Regions from separate parts of the Homo sapiens genome. Here region 2 is linked to region 1. A link is a loop called in an ENCODE intact Hi-C map of the cell type or tissue named here. Cell type or tissue: GM12878. All regions are shown on one strand. Links, peaks and the distances in the headings refer to the core of each region. The heading gives the core; the rest is flanking DNA. Region 1 has its middle 34 kb from the start of PPA2. Region 2 overlaps TBCK (TBC1 domain containing kinase).

What was found. Peaks named below come from ENCODE experiments on the same cell type or tissue, not always from the same donor. Only the 100,000 strongest peaks of a DNase experiment are listed, where the experiment ranks them.
Region 2: it touches region 1 in a loop (3-fold over the local background); 1 of 110 quality-filtered maps calls a loop at or near these places.

What each region holds. Positions count from the first base shown.
Region 1 is chr4:105,502,227-105,514,474 of GRCh38, forward strand. No RefSeq gene overlaps it. Among named protein-coding and RNA genes, the nearest start is that of PPA2, 34 kb to the left of the region's middle. In GM12878, for the core only: no CTCF peak of the experiment used is centred there; a DNase peak (open chromatin) is centred at 7,295.
Region 2 is chr4:106,192,986-106,196,985 of GRCh38, forward strand. It overlaps TBCK (TBC1 domain containing kinase), which reads right to left. Exons shown (of 26, transcript NM_001163435.3): 21 at 1,733-1,769; 22 at 624-785. Among named protein-coding and RNA genes, the nearest start is that of TBCK, 120 kb to the right of the region's middle. In GM12878, for the core only: no CTCF peak of the experiment used is centred there; no DNase peak of the experiment used is centred there.

The DNA of each region.
Region 1 (12,248 bases), core at 4,846-8,845:
GAGGCTGAGGCAGGAGAATTGCTTGAATCCAGGAGGCGGAGGTTGCAGTGAGCCAAGATTGAGCCATGGCACTCCAGCCTGGGTGACAGAGCAGACTCTGTCTAAAAAAATAAAATAAAAAAATTTTTGAGTTAGCCAAATGTCTTAAAGAAAAATGTGTAGTCTCATTCTTGCACTTCAGGAAATCAAACTGTGACGAGGCTTTACAAATTACAATACTAATAAAAAAATTTTTTTAAGTTGTAATAATGCTAACGGACCAGGTCAATATGTTATGATGAGAAGACATGGATGACATTACTAACCAATGAATACTTCAGAAGTGCATCATTTTAGGAGAGACAACTGGTTGCAAAATTTAACCACAAAAAATCGTCATTATTTTGATTTTTAATCTACTTGGGAGAAACAATTAAGTTCTAGTCTCCATCCCATAACCAATTGATTGCTAACCCAGATCCTATGACCTTGGTTTGAAAAAAGTCATTTCTGTTTGTTTGTTTTTGTTTCTGTTTTTTTGGTGTTTAGCAAGAAAGATTACCACTTCTAGAAATATTAATTAAGCACAGTATTAGTAAAACTTTAGAAAGATACAAAATCAAGTATAGTAAAAACGTTATACAACAACAAAAGAAATATTGAGGCTATTAATCAAACTCATGTTATTATTTTAGAATAAATTTAAAGGTATGCAGAATAATAAGTTTTATAGTCCTTGTATTTGTGTATATTTTCTCTGCTATTTAAGATGTTTAGTCATACTAAATGTGGAATTACTATTTATCTTTTTAAAGTAAATTTAGTTAACCAAATTTAGCACTGATGTAAATATGTGAGTTTAGTAAGTAAACTAATATACGAATTTAATAAGCTAAAAATTAAACAAAGTACAAATACTTTTGATTGTTCCTCTCCATATATCAAAAAACCCTTACACAAAAAGAGACATATATAATCAACTACAAATATGTAGAGCTAGCCAATACATTCAGCTCAAAGCTAAACACCTAGCTCCTAGCACAAGTTAGTAAGAATTTGATACACATTTGTTAAATGAATATTACAAATGTTAAATGAATGTTACGAGATAAACTGTGGCAAAGGAAATGAATTACAGAGTTCTGGGTATATAAGCCATGACAGTTCCTACAAGTGTGTATTTGTTTTCTTTTTTCTTTTGTAGTAATCTTTACCCTAGCACTGGAAATATATGTATTTTCTAATAGCAACACAGAAGCGTGATGGATAGCAAAGAGAAGCTAACCTAGAATGTTCTCTTTTAAAAAAGAATAAAGCACAATTTGACTAACTTATATCTGGCAAATTACAAGTCAAATGTAACAAAAAATCTAGAGACAGTAGTTTTCTTTGGAAAGAAAAGAATCCTAATGCCAAATCTAGTACTTGGTAAACTAGATTAGAATATACGTTTACCACTACATAAAAAAAGCCAGTCACCATGACTGTGTTAAAATATATATTGCAATGAAAAAGTGAGGTGGCTACATTTTTTCATATACTTCTAAATTTGTTTCTTATTTTAGAAACCAGGAACAAACATAGATCACAATTATTTAAAAGTTCGATTCTTTTTTCCTATATAATGACCTCTAGAGCAGTGTTCTGTTAGTTATTAACTCAATCACTTTGAAAAGACGTTGAAAAGAAAATATGTTTCAAATATGTACAAGCATATTGTACATATTGTATACCCAACTTAGCTTTCAGAGATACAGTTTTGTATCTCAAAGAATATAAAATCTCACAGGGAGAAGACACAGTATTTCCATATTTTGTACAATCAACAAACATAAAAATCTTGAAAAATGCTATGTATCAATTAAAATTTAAGAGACTAAATTAACGTTTTATTTTTCCTAATACTCAGCTCGCCAAGGAAACTTGTTTCTCTTAGGTTCAGACCTTTGACACATCAGGAATTGTTAATTCTTATTAGTATCACCGAACTTTGCCTTTTTTGGAGCTGATGAGTTTTGCTGAAAGGGATCCATAAAATCAATTCAATACCTGTAAGAATGGTGACCATTCCATTTTGGTGAGCTTATTTAGGTCAATGAAAAACTCTCAAGTTTTGTCCTTTGCTTCGGCTCCAGACTTACTCAACATCACCAAAGTTGTTGAAATTACAATTTCCAGTATCTTTTTGTTTCCTGGCCACTTCTCTTCAGACTTGCTTAAATACACTTCTTTTGCCTCAACAGGTAGCTTTCAGGAAGTTATATATTCAGTAAAACAAATATTTTATTAGATTAGAAGAGGCTTAAGTGAAATATTGTCAAATGCTAAGAAGGCCCCTTTCATCATTAAGATCTAGTTTGTCCATATCTCATAATATCTATCATCCACTTTTCCTCCTTTCCCCATTCTCAGGCCCTTGTTACCTGTACTATTTTTTCTGGATAATTTAACTAGCCTCCTATGGCAGAGGCTTGTAACTACCTACTATTTTCCAGTTCTTCCTTAATAATAGAACCCCAAATTTATCTTGAATGGCAAGGTACCCAGCTAGTAAAATCATTCCCTAGCCTCTCTTGTAGCTAGGCATACACATGTGATGAAGTTTTTGCCAATGAACTTAACTCTCATGAACTCCAGTGAAGATGGAAACAAAAACGTTACAGAAGACTTTCTGAAAGACTTCTTGAAATCTACTGGGAATTGAGCCCATTTTGCCCTCCTCCATCCTCCTTCCTGCTGCATATAGAGTGGTAGTAATGGTCAGTGTGCCAATAGCCATCTTGGAAGCCAGCACTAGTGTGACGAAAGAATTCTAGACACCAGATGGCCATGAATCTATCATACTGGCTAGTCCCACTGCTGACTTCTCTGATTTCTTTTACTTGAAATAAAAGTAAACTATGGAGTTATAGTAGCAAATGGATGTCAGGCTCAAACAGGGTCACTGAGGACAGTTTTATGAAGGGACTCTGCAGGGGTATGAGCAGGGTTAAGGCAAATTAACAAGGGACAGTGAAGCATCCTGCTTTAGTTACAGCAAAGAAGCCTGTTTGCCCCTGGGCCAAAAGAGAGAGAGAGAGAGCAGACCCCAGGTTCCTGATAGGAGTTTCTTATGGCCTTCAAGGTAACACTCCTGGCAGGGAAGGACTCAGGATAATAATCACTCTGGCCTGGTTCTCTACCTGCTCTCATTTCTCCTGCTGTGTTTCCTATGGTCAAAATCAATAATAAATTACAGGGTAAAATTAGCCTCTTTAAATAGCCCATAAAAGTTAGCCATTAGAAGCACCAGGCACGGTAGAGAAGGATAGAAAGCGAATCTAGAGAAACAAATAGAAAATGTTCAGCACAATTGCTTAATTGCCTTCCTGCTTTCAAGCTCTCCGTCCCCCTCCACATACCCCCCAAATATCCACCCACATTTTACTATTATCTTCTTGAAGTAGAAACCAACATTATCATTTTCCTTCTTTGCTAAAAATTCTTCGGGGTATACTACTTATCTAACAAATCAAGTCCAAACCCTTTAACTGAGTACATAAGGCTATCACCATCTTGTTACAGTATGCTTTTCCAAACTGATTTCTCTGCAGTTTCCTATATGTATCATATGCTGCAACCAAGTCATAAGAATCACCATTCCAAACAGCCTGGGCTTTCCCATTTCCTTTGCCTGTGTTCTTCTTAGCTCAAGGGGCAGGACACTGCTTTCTTACTTTCTTGCCTTGAAAAACCTCACCTGTATTTTAAGGCATAGCTCAAAGTGTCATGTACTCTAAGAACACTTCCTGACACCCTGAGATAGGTTTTCCCCTTCCTTCTTTTGAATGTTAGCACTTTGTTTCTACCCCTCAAATTGATGGCCAAATACAGATTCCCTCCTGTACTTCCCACAACATGCTCCTTCTCAATAAATGGCCCCTTCATCCTGTCAGTCTCCCAAGCTACCACTTTGAAGTCATCCTTGGCTTTTTTTTCTTCCCACTTCCCATATCCAGCAAATCCAGGTTCCTATATCTTCAACATATATCCTGAATTCAACTCCATTACTACCTATCCTAGCCAACCACCTTCCAGTTCTTGCGGTGTTATTGCAATAGTTGCTTTCTCATCAGCCCTTACCTACTACTACTCTCTTATCGACATGACAGCAAGAGCCATTCTTTTAAAATCTAAGTGAGAGCATGTCACACCTCTGCTCAACATCCTCCACTGGTTTCTCATCTCATCAGGAATAAAAGCTAGAGGCCTTCCGATACCCTACCAGGCCCTGCCTAATATAATATGATCCTCCATGTCCCCACTGTTTCACATACCACCTCTCTTACTTCATAATTCCTGTCTCACTTACTCCATTCCAGTGATGTTTGTCCCATTGCTGTTGCTACACTCATCACACCTATGTCCTTCTCAAGTCCTTTGCACTTTCTCTGACCTAAGCATTTCTTCCCCAACACCCACATAGCTTATTCTTTGAATTCTTGAAGTTCTCTGTTCAATTACCACCTTTCCAGTGAGACCATCCCTAATTACAGAAGCCCATGTCCTCATCTCCATTTCCTATTCTCTTTACCCTACTTTCCGTAGCATGTATCAACATCCTACTTACTTTGCATGTAGTGGTAGTTTATATATGATCTCTTCCCTCATTATAATGTAAGCTCCATAAACCATAAGAATGTTATTCATTGACTCAACATTAATGCCTGGTACACAATAGGCACAAAGTACATGAAAAAACTAATCACATAAGTTTTTATTCTTTTTGTAAAATTATGTAATCCCTATTACTTTATAATAGAAATATAATGTGAGCTACATATATAATCTAAACTGTTCTAATTCTGACATTTTAAAAAAGTAAAAAGAAACAAGAAATTGATTTCCTATTTGATTTAACTCAATATGTCCAAATCATTATCAACATATAATCAATATAAAAGTGTTTGTGATATATTTTACATTCTATTTTTCACACTAGGTCTTCAAACTTTGGGGTGGTTTTACACATAGAACAGATCTCAATTCGGATTAGTCACACTCCTAGTGCTTAATAGTCACATGTATCAAATGGCTACTGTATTGGTCAGCACACAGAATAGCTATAATGGTGAAAAATTGCAAGAGAGGAAGAAAAAGTTCTAATATTCCAGCAAGTTCTGGGGCATGTGGCAAGTGAGGGAATGAAGAGTTTTCAATATGAAAAAACCAGAAGGAAGATGGAAACTATGAGAAATGTCCAGGATCAGTTAAGGAAAGCAGATAGATTTTTTTTTTTTTAGAACATCTGAAGTTGTAAGAGGATGTGTTTACATGGAGATAGAAGTTCCAGGGACAGAATGGGAAGAGTAGTTCACAAAGACAAGCATGGGTAATGAATTCAGAAGGAGGTGCAGCAGAGAGCCCTGCTGTTCAGGAAATGGTGGAAGGTAAGAGAGATGAGAAGACTGGCGGGCTACCTGATCCAAGGTTCCATATGGAACTCTGGAAGAGTGTTCCTTTGTGTTTGTTTGTTTTGTTTCTTTTCCTTTCTAGTATCAGTAGAGGCCAATTGCTGGGATAGCCATGGTCCAGTGAGCAATCACAGGCCTTTGTTCAAAATTTCAAGTTAATTTGTGGTTTTCTGAAAGTGGAATAACAGTTTAAGAGAAGTGCTTCATTAGAACTACAACTCAATGGAAGGGCTAGTACTTGTTTATCTATAATATTAATCATTTAATATTTTATAGATGGTTTCTTTACTCATAATTTAACCAAGAGTGTCATCATCTATGGCAGAGGAGAGGCAGGGTAATTTTCTTAGCAATTATTTCAGAAGTCTTGGCAAAAAATAAAGGTTGACACAAAGAAATAAAAAAAATCTGAATTTGAGGGGAAAAGAAAATTTAGTTCATTTCTCTCCTACTCACTATGCTACTTGTGACTTTTACAGTGATGGTATGGTAGAAGTGAACAGAAATGGAAAGTAGAAACATTGCCATTTAACTTGTATAGTTTTGCCATTTGGCCCACAAAAACAAAACAAAACAAAAAAAAAACTGATACTTTTTCTCATTGGATAGTTTTGTGAGTTCTTAGGAGACCCTCTGTTTGTGTCATCTCACATTTCCAGAAAGTCTTCTTGAGCGGTTCCTTGCAAGACAGCCAAAGTGGTCCACACTTGGCCCATGTGATACACGCATACATCCTTGCCCTACCAAATTGTCTCATTATAGCCTTGCCTTTTTCCTCAGCCATCATATGTCCTCTTATCCAGCCTCCCCTTTCATTTCAAAGTCAGAACTCAGAACACTAACACTGACAATTAGTGAAATTATTATTTGAAATTCCAAGTGAAGTGCTCTGTTTCTGTATAGTATTTACAACAATTTACTAAAGATGTTATTTTTTTCTCTCACTTCATTCTCGTAAGAGGTTAGGCTGAAAAAGAAACGGACAATTTTATTATTTTATTGTATAGAAAAAAATGGAAATTGTTGCAATTGCTGCTGTTGTGAATAAAGCTAGCTCATATTCTTAACAGCCCACCTTAGACTTTTTTTTTTTTTTTTTTTTTTTTTTTTGATACAGAGTCTTGCTCTATCGCCCAGGCTGGAGTGCAGTGGCATGATCTCAGCTCACTGCAGCCCCCACCTCCCAGGTTCAAGCAGTCTCCTGCCTCAGCCTCCCAAGTAGCTGGGATTACAGGCACCCACCATCACACCTGGTTAATTTTTGTATTTTTAGTAGAAATGGGGTTTCACCATGTTGGCCAGGCTGCTTTTGAACTCCTGACCCCAAGTGGCCCACCTTGGCCTCCCAAAGTACTAGAATTATAGGTGTGAGGCACCATGCCTGGCCACCAATCCTAGATTTTTGAGGCAGTCTTTTAATCTGGGTGCATGTTGGTCTCTCTGTCATCTATATTACACTGCTTTTCACAGCAGCTACTAGTAGTGGAAATATATAATTGTGTCTGGGAGTCATAGCAAATGAGATGAGCAGGAACAAGTTGGACCTAGTCCTGAGGGATCTAGCCATGCTAAGGAGTGTGGATTTTATTGTGAAGGCTTATGCCTTAGGGGATAAAAAGGAGAAAAGAAGGGGAGGGAAGGGGAAGGGAGGGGAAGGAAAGGGAGGGGGAGGAGAGGGAGGGGAAGAAAAGGGAGGGGAAGGAAAGGGAGGAGAAGGAAAAGGAGAGGAAGACAGGGAAAGGGAGCGGAGGAGAGGGGAGAGGAGGGAAAGGCAGGAGAGAGGAGGGGAAGGTTGGGGAGGTCCTCTGGTTTGCCTGATTGCTCATTTAATAACTATTTAATTTCTCTTCCTCTTTTTGCTGCCAAACTTCTCAAATGAGTCCTCTTTACTGACACTTATGTAATAGGATGTTATGATAGGGCTTCTACTATTTTATCAGTTTCTGAGTGAGGCTCTAAACTTGAGAACAAAATGTTTTATTATCCACAAATTATAAAAAGACTTATCATACTCTCCATAACTAAAGAGTGACTCAAAAGAGGCAGCCTAAAAATTAATCAGGTGATTTGTCCCCAGCCTACCTTGATGAGGGGAGACTTAAAGATTCATAAAGACAAAAAAGGACTTTTTTACAGGAAAAATCATAAAGGCTGAATATGAAAACAAATAATGGCCAGATTGTATATGTCAAAAGAACTCTAACTCACGTCTGCAACAATCAGCCAGAAAAGCCAAACCACAACCTCTGTAGCAATTGGTCAGAACAGTCAAGACTTGATCAATGACTGCCAGCTTCTCTATTTGTTGTTGTTGTTGTTGAGACAGGGTCTCACTCTGTTGCCCAGGCTGTGAGGGTAGTGGCATGATCTTGGCTCACTGTAGCCTCAATCTCCCAGGCTCAAGTGATCCTCCTACCCCAGACTCCTGAGTATATGGAGGTTAATTTTTAGCCCCTTCGAGCCTGGTTAATTAATTAATTTATTTATTTATTTTTTAGTAGAGATGGGGTTCTGCCATGTTGCCCAGGCTGGTCCAGAACTCCTGCACTGAAGTGATCTGCCCACCTCGGCCTCCCACAGTGTTGGGATTACAGGTGTGAGCCATGGCGCCCAGCCACTTCTCTACTTCTTGCCCTATTTCAACTCAGGACCAGCCAGAGAAAGCCAAATATACTCCTCAAACCAATCACATAAAATGCTGCACTTCTAGTTTGCCTTCCTCTGGTTTCCTTGGGCCAACAGTTTCAATCAGCATACTTGAAAGGTTTCCCACTCTCCTGCCTGTCTGCCTTGAGTCTCTGCCAAATGTAAATGATGGTGGCTGACACATCTGCTATAGCAAAACTCTAAGTAAATAACCTCACTTCTCATTTGGGTGCCCTTCATTTATTTCCACAGTTGATAGAGTGTTAGGACGTTTCTCCTCTCCTCTGCTTGGGGAACAGAACAGGGTGCTCCCCCATAAGCTACAGCCAAAGGCCATGGAGGCTGACACCTCACTCAATTCCAACAAATGTCTAAAGGGGAAGCTCACTTTGGCTTCTGTGTGGAGGATAAATTATTAAGAAGACATGACTTCTCAGCAGCATATGATGTAACTATTTTAAGGCTTATTCTACTAGATGGCCATCTTAGAGGCTATTGCCATCATCAGAGCAAAAAGAGCTAGATGAGCAGTATTAATGGCAGTATATTTTAGAGATAGAGCCTGTAGAATCTACTGATTAACCGGAGGGAGTTGTATGGCAAAAAGAAATTAAGGAGGCTCTCAAGTTGGGAGCCTCAGCAGCTGGATGGATAAGGTCATAACTGAAATTGGGAAAACCTGTGGGGAAGTGAATTTGGAGAGCAGAGAGAAAAATCAAGAGTCCTATTTTGTCCAGTCCAGTTTGAGGTACCTATTAGACTTCAAAGGGATACACCAAGAAGGTAGTCGGGTAAACATGATGAGACATCAGCTGTGTTACTCAGCACTCTGGGTTTCATTCCCATTCCTGCTGCTTAGAAGGTGGGTTTCTTTGGTTGACTTTGTTAACTCCCTGAGCTCCTATTCCCTTATCTTTTATTTATTCATTCATTTATTTAAATTTTTTAGTTTCATTGCTTTTTGGGGAACAGGTGGTATTTGGATACATGAGTAAGTTCTTTAGTGATGATTTGTGAGATTTTGAGCATCACCTGAGCAGTATACACTGAACCTAATTTGTAGTCTTTTATCCCTCACCCGCTTCCCACCCTTGCCCCCTGAGTCCCCAAAGTCCGTTGTGTCATTCTTATGCCTTTGAATCCTCATAGCTTAGCTCCTACTTATGAGTGAGAACATATGATGTTTGGCTTTCCATTCCTGAATTACTTCACTTAGAATAATAGTCTCCAATCCCATCCAGGTTGATGCCGATGCTATTAATTCATTCCTTTTATGGCTGAATAGTATTCCATTGTGTGTGTGTGTGTATATATATATATATATATATATATATATATATATATATATATATATATATCACAGTTTCTTTATCCACTTGTTGATTTATGGGCATTTAGGTTGGTTCTACATTTTTGCAATTGTGAATTGTGCTGCTATAAACATGCATGTGCAAGTATCTTTATCATATAATGACTTCTTTTCCTCTGGGTAGATACCCAGTAGTGGGATTGCTGGATCAAATGGTAGTTCTACTTTTAGTTCTTTAAGGAATCTCCATATTGTTTTCCATAGTGTAGAAGTGTTCCCTTTTCACTGCATCCACGCCAACATCTATTAATTTTTGAGTTTTTTAATATGGCCATTTTTGCAGGAGTAAGGTGGTATTGCATTGTGGTTTTGATTTGCATTTCCCTGATCATTAGCAATGTTGAGCATTTTTTCATATGTTTGTTGGCCATTTGTATATCTTCTTTTGAGAATTGTCTATTCACATCCTTAGCCCACTTTTTGATGGGGTTGTTTGTTTTTTTCTTGTTTTTTTAGTTGAGTTGGTTATCAGTTCTGGATATTAGTCCTTTGTCAGATGGATAGGTTGTAAAGATTTTCTCCCACTGTGTCAAGTGTCTGTTTACTCTGCTGGCTGTACCTTTTGCCATGCAAAATCTCTTTAGTTTAATTAAGTCCCAGATAATTATCTTTATTTTTATTGCATTTGCTTTTGGGTTCTTGGTCATAAAATCCTTGCCTAAGCCAATGTCTAGGAGGGTTTTTCTGAGGTTATCTTCTAGAATTTTCATAGTTTCAGGTCTTAGATTTAAGTCCTTGATCCATCTTGAGTTGATTTTTATATAAGGTGAGAAATGGGGATCCAGCTGCATTCTCCTACATGTGGCTAGCCAATTATTCCAGCACCATTTGTTGAATAGGGTCCTTTCCTCACTTTATGTTTTTGTTTGCTTTGTCAAGGATCAGTTGACAGTAAGTATTTGAGTTTATTTCGGGGTTCTCTATTCTGTTCCATTGGCCTATGTGCCTATTTTTATACCAGTGCCATGCTGTTTGGGTGACTATGGCCTTATAGCATAGGTTGAAATCAGATAATGTGATGGCTCCAGTTTTGTTCTTTTTGCTTAGTCTTGCCTTGGCTATGGGGGCTCTTTTTTAGTTCTGTATGAATTTTAGGATTGTTTTTTCTAGTTCTGTGAATGATGGTGGTATTTTGATAGGAATTGCACTGAATTTGTAGATTGCTTTTGGCAGTATGGTTGTTTTCACAATATTGATTCTACCCTTCCACGAGTATGGGATATGCTTCCATTTGTTTGTGTCATCTATGATTTCTTTCAGCAGTGTTTTGTAATTTTCCTTGTTGAAGTCTTTCACCTCCTTGGTTAGGTGTGTTCCTAAGTATTTTTTTTTTTTTGCAGTTATTGTAAAAGTGGTTGAGTTCTTGATTTGATTCTCAGCTTAGTCACTGTTGGTGTATAGCAGAGCTACTGATTTGTGTACATTAATTTTGTATCCTGAAAGTTTGCTGCATTCATTTTTCAGTTCTAGTAGCTTTTTGGAGGAGTCTTTAGAGTTCTCAGCAAACAGCAACAATTTGACTTCCTTTTTACCTATTTGTATGCCCTTTATTTGTTTTTCTTGTCTGATTGCTCTGGCTAGGACTTCCAGTACTATGTTGAAGAGAAGTGGTGAAAGTGGGCATCCTTGTCTTGTTCCTGTTCTCAGAGGGAATGCTTTCAACTTTTTCCCTTTAAATATTATGTTGGCTGTCGGTTTGTCATAGATGGCTTTTATTACATTAAGATATGTCCCTTGCATGCCAATTTTTTTGAGGGTTTTAATCAAAAAGGGATGCTGGATTTTGTCAAATGCTTTTTCTGCATCTATTGAGATGATCATGTGATTTTTGCTTTTAATTCTGTTTATGTGGTGTATCACATTTATTAACTTGCGTATGTTAAACAATCCCCACATTTATTGACTTGTGTATGTTAAACAATCCCTGCATCCCTGGTATGAAACCCACTTGATCATGGTGGATTATCTTTTTGATATGTTGTTGGATTCAGTTAGCTAGTATTTTGTTAAGGATTTTTGCATCTATGTTCATCAGGGATATTGGTCTGTATTTTTCTTTTTTGGTTATGTCCTTTCCTGGTTTTGGTATTAGGGTGATACTGGCTTCATAGAATGATTTAGGGAGGATTCCCTCTTTCCCCATCTTGTGGAATAGTGTCAATAGGATCAGTACCAATTCTTTGAATGTCTCGTAGAATTCAGCTGTGAATCTGTCTGGTCCTGAAATTTTTTGTTGGTAATTTTTTTATTACCATTTCAATCTTTCTGCTTGTTATTGGTCTGTTCAGGGTATCTAATTCTTCCTGATTTAAGCTAGGAGGGTTGTATCTTTCCAGCAATTTATCCACCTCCTCTAGGTTTTCTAGTTTATGTGTGTAAAGATGTTCATAGTAGCCTTTAATGATCTTTTGTATTTCAGTGGTGTTGGTTGTAATATCTCCCATTTTATTTCTAATTGAGCTTATTTAGATTTTCTCTCTTCTTTTCTTGGTTATTCTTGCTAATGGCCTATCATTTTTTTTATCTTTTCAAAGAACCAGCTTTTTGTTTATTTATCTTTTGTATTTTTTTGTGTGTGTCAATTTCATTTCGTTCTACTTTGATTTTTGTTATTTCCTTTTTCTGCTGGGTTTGGGTTTGTTCTTGTTTCTCTAGTTTCCTCAGGTGGGACCTTAGATTGTGTATTTGTGCTCTTTCAGACTTTTTGATGTAGGCATTTAAGGCTATGAACTTTCCTCTTAGCACAATCTTTGCTGTATCCCAGAAGTTTTGATAGGTTATGTCACTATTATTGTTCACTT
Region 2 (4,000 bases), core at 1-4,000, 690 kb after region 1:
AATTTCATCTTTTTACCCATAGCTTCAAAGCTCAGACTATAGTTATCCATATTTCTACATTTAAGCATTCAACTCCTAGGTTTACAAACTCCTTACTTGTGAATACTCTATATAGCTTAACATATTCTCCTGCATTGCATGACATAGATGATTTGTCCTCCCAAGAGGGCAGTATTTCCTTTTGTCAAATCGTAAAATTGTTAGCAAGCAGCTTTGGCTGGGAGGCAACAAAGTTTTGTGAATTGTATCTTTTTATAAACACAGATTCTTAAACACCTTCCCAAGTGGCCTTTCTATACTTTCCATCACTGAAGAGAAACAGCCCCTGTCCTAAGCAAAAGAGCAAATATGATATTGCCCCCAACTTCCTGGCATTTTACCCATTTAGTAGCATTACCAAGATGGAAGTAAATCACAGTGAGCGGGTATGACCCAGATTTGTATTTACAATGCTGGGTCAGCAGAAGAAGCAGTATATGAGAGAAAGAATCCAGAGAGGATGATGAGGCCCAAACAGAAGAGATGCTGAAGGCCTGGATGGTTATTTTTGCCAATGGCTTAAGAATGTGTCATTATTTCATAGTCAAATTTCATTTAATGGCTCCATTTATTTAGATCTATACCTGGTAAATCGGAGAAGAGAAGAATACACTCATTAAAGCCATTAGCCAAAAGCCGGTCCCGCAGCTGCTGAAGAATTGCTACTCCAATACAGAATGGGAAAGAGGAATTCCCAAGTAGTAAGGTATCCCAGAGGTGGAAAATTTTGTGTAGTGGAAATACATCTGTAAAACGATAAAAATACAAATAAATTAAAAAACCAAAATAACAATTAAAACAATAACAACTTACTTTACTAGTTCTATAATTATTACCTTATGGTCAAAACTATTACTTCAGAGCTAATACTACCAAACTCTTTTTATGAAATGTTTATTTGGCTTTGAAAATTTATAGCTTCCTAAGGCATCTTAAAAAATTGATAATCAAACAGATAATATTTTTAACCCTATTAACCATTCATAATATTTCTTCCCAGAACTTTCCAGTTATATTATTCTCACAGATTTATCTAGATGAACTTTAGTGTTGTTTTAGGTACAGTAAAATAACGTATCTATTATATTCTCTAAACAACTGTTTTAATAAATTCCCACCAAAAATCCTATGAGCAACTTCCTATTTTTTGTAACTTCCTTTTTCTTATTAACAATACTATGTATATCTTCCAGGCCACTGCATAAATATCTACTTCAAATATTATTACAGTTACCATGTAAACCATATTTTATTAGTAAGGATGTCCACTTTATTAATATTTGTAGCAAATTAAAGTATTACGCATTCACATAATCTGCTTAATTTCTAGAGGAATCCTAGTTTAAAAAATAAAAGTTACTGAAGAATCTCTGAAAATTAAGCCTGATTTGATTGTAATAGTTGCCCTTATAAGCTTTATGTAAATATTATAGTTAATTTTTTTTCAAAGGGGGGCAGAGTTTGTACAAATATCATGAAATGTCCAATAGGTTTTTATTTTATAGAATTCTCACTTTGATATTCAGGGATCAGAACAACTGAAATTCTTTTCTACCTAACTCTATTATGTTAGAAACACATAAAAATACTTACTAAATCTGCTCAATGTTATTGTAAATATAAAATATGGGGAGGCATCGGGCTGTCCTTTTGCTAATACAATATCAAAAAAACCGGGGGAAGTCATACTTACGAGTAAACATGGTAAGAAACCAAGGGATGGCATAGAGCTATGAGTGGAAAAAGGGGTACAGGGAATGGATAAAAAGGAAATAAAAAAGATAATTAGAATGATTACCAATAAACTAAATGGTAAATGTAAGTTCTATGTTTTGGTCTACTTTATTGGTTAAAATAAAAGAGAATGTAGTGTTAAGTTTAGCCTAAAGCTGCCTCCTTAAATGTTTTAAGTTCGGCCTAAAGATTTCTCCATACATAGTGAATCATATCTAACTGGATGTGTAAACAGACTGTAGCAAATGCTGAGCTGTAACCAATCTAGCTGTTTCTGTACCTCACTTTTGTTTTCTGTATGTCACTTTTCTTTTTCTGTCCATAAATCTTCCACCATGTGGCTATGCTGGAGTGTCTGAACCTCTTCTGGCTTGGGGGCTGCCAATTTATGAATTGGTCTTTCCTCAATTAAACTCTGTTAAATTTAATTTGTCAAAGGTTTTTCTTTTAACATAGGTAATTACAGTTATTACAAATACTCTTATATAATGATACTATCCACATTACAAATGTAGATGACTCTTTTGGCAAAGATTATTCACAGAATGTCTTTATTTCACCAAAGGATAGACTCAAGACCATGGCTAATCCAAATGCAATGCTGGTATACTAATTTCAAGGGTATATTTTACTTTACAGGTTTGTACAGAATATTTCTGAGATTTTAAAGATCCTTGTGTTAGTTAATTGACTGCATCAGGTGATACCTAGGTATCTGGTTAAATGTGTGTGTTTGTGTGTGTGTGTGTGTTTGTGTGTGATGGTGTTTCCAGATAAGATCAGCATTTGAATCAGTGGACTCAGTAAACTGTCCTCTCCAGTGTGGGTAGGTATCATGTAATCAACTGAGAGCCTGAACAAAACAAAGGTAGAGGAAGGAGGAATGTGCCTCTTCTTTTCTACCTCACTGCTTGAGCCGGAACATTTCATCTAATCTTCCCCTGCCTTTAGACTGGGATTTGTATCACCAGCTTCCTGGTTCTCAGACCTTTGGAATCAGAATTACAAACACCTCTAGACTCTCAATTATACCACTGGCTTTCCTGGGTATCCAGCTTTCAAACAGCATATTGTGGGATATCTCAGCCTCCATAAATGTGTGAGCCAATTACTCATAATAAATCTCCTCTATCTATGTTTATATATCTCCTATTGGTTCTGTTTCTCTAGAGAACCCTAATACAGTCCTCATAAGTTTTGAGGTACTCTTAATTGTATTTTTAAGAATTAATTAGATACTTTTTAAATGTTCAAAATGTCTCAATAAAAGGTATTATGAAGCATGTGCTTTTTGTTACCACTTAATTAACAGGATGCTTCATAACAGACTAAAAGTAATAAGATCTAATATTACCATTATTAATAATTTGACAAATTTATTCTCCTAAGTTTACTACCTAGAAATATATACATACACACATATATAGCTATATATATAGTATATATCGTTCTATATACACACATATAGACATATACATTTTCAAATTTTAGAAGGTTTTAGAAGTGACAAATCATCCTTAATTTATAAAAGTAGAGTAAAAATCTCCTTTGTCAATAGCAAGTATCAAAAATCAACAATAATTTACTGAAAAAGCACTAATTTTATTTCACTTTATGAGTTAATACAGGCTGCTATTAAAGACTTCTTTACTACCTACAGGGTTAGTTTAAATAAATATTATTTCAGCACCTAGCAATTATGAATTTATGAGTAAAAGGTGCATATTGTCTTTGCATTTCACTCAATTGAGTATTTATACTATCAAGATGACAGTCAAGAACTTTATAAGTATATTAAAATCTAAGTACTACATGTGAAATAAAACCCACTCATCTCCACCATATCATCATTTTTTATAGGCTGACATTTAGATACATTTTTCTAGGGACAATATAAATGGAAAAAGGAAAAAGTACAAAGGTATATGACTTCACTGTAATGAGTAAGGGTTGTAGAAAACAATAAAACATAAATTGTTCATTTAAATTTAAATTAAAAAATAAAGTCAGCAAAATTAGTTTCATTGCTATTATTCAACATCTCTTTTAAAGACACGACATCAATATTACCTTCTCCCTTTTTGATGAAAGCTAACTGTCATTAAGAATCTTCTTCAAATTATTTCAGCAACTAGCTAACAGTGCCTTTCTCCTATACTAGTCTTTGTAATTAGCTTCATCAAGATCTATGGAAGAATTCTGCTTCTGACCAAGGTGGCATAACAGG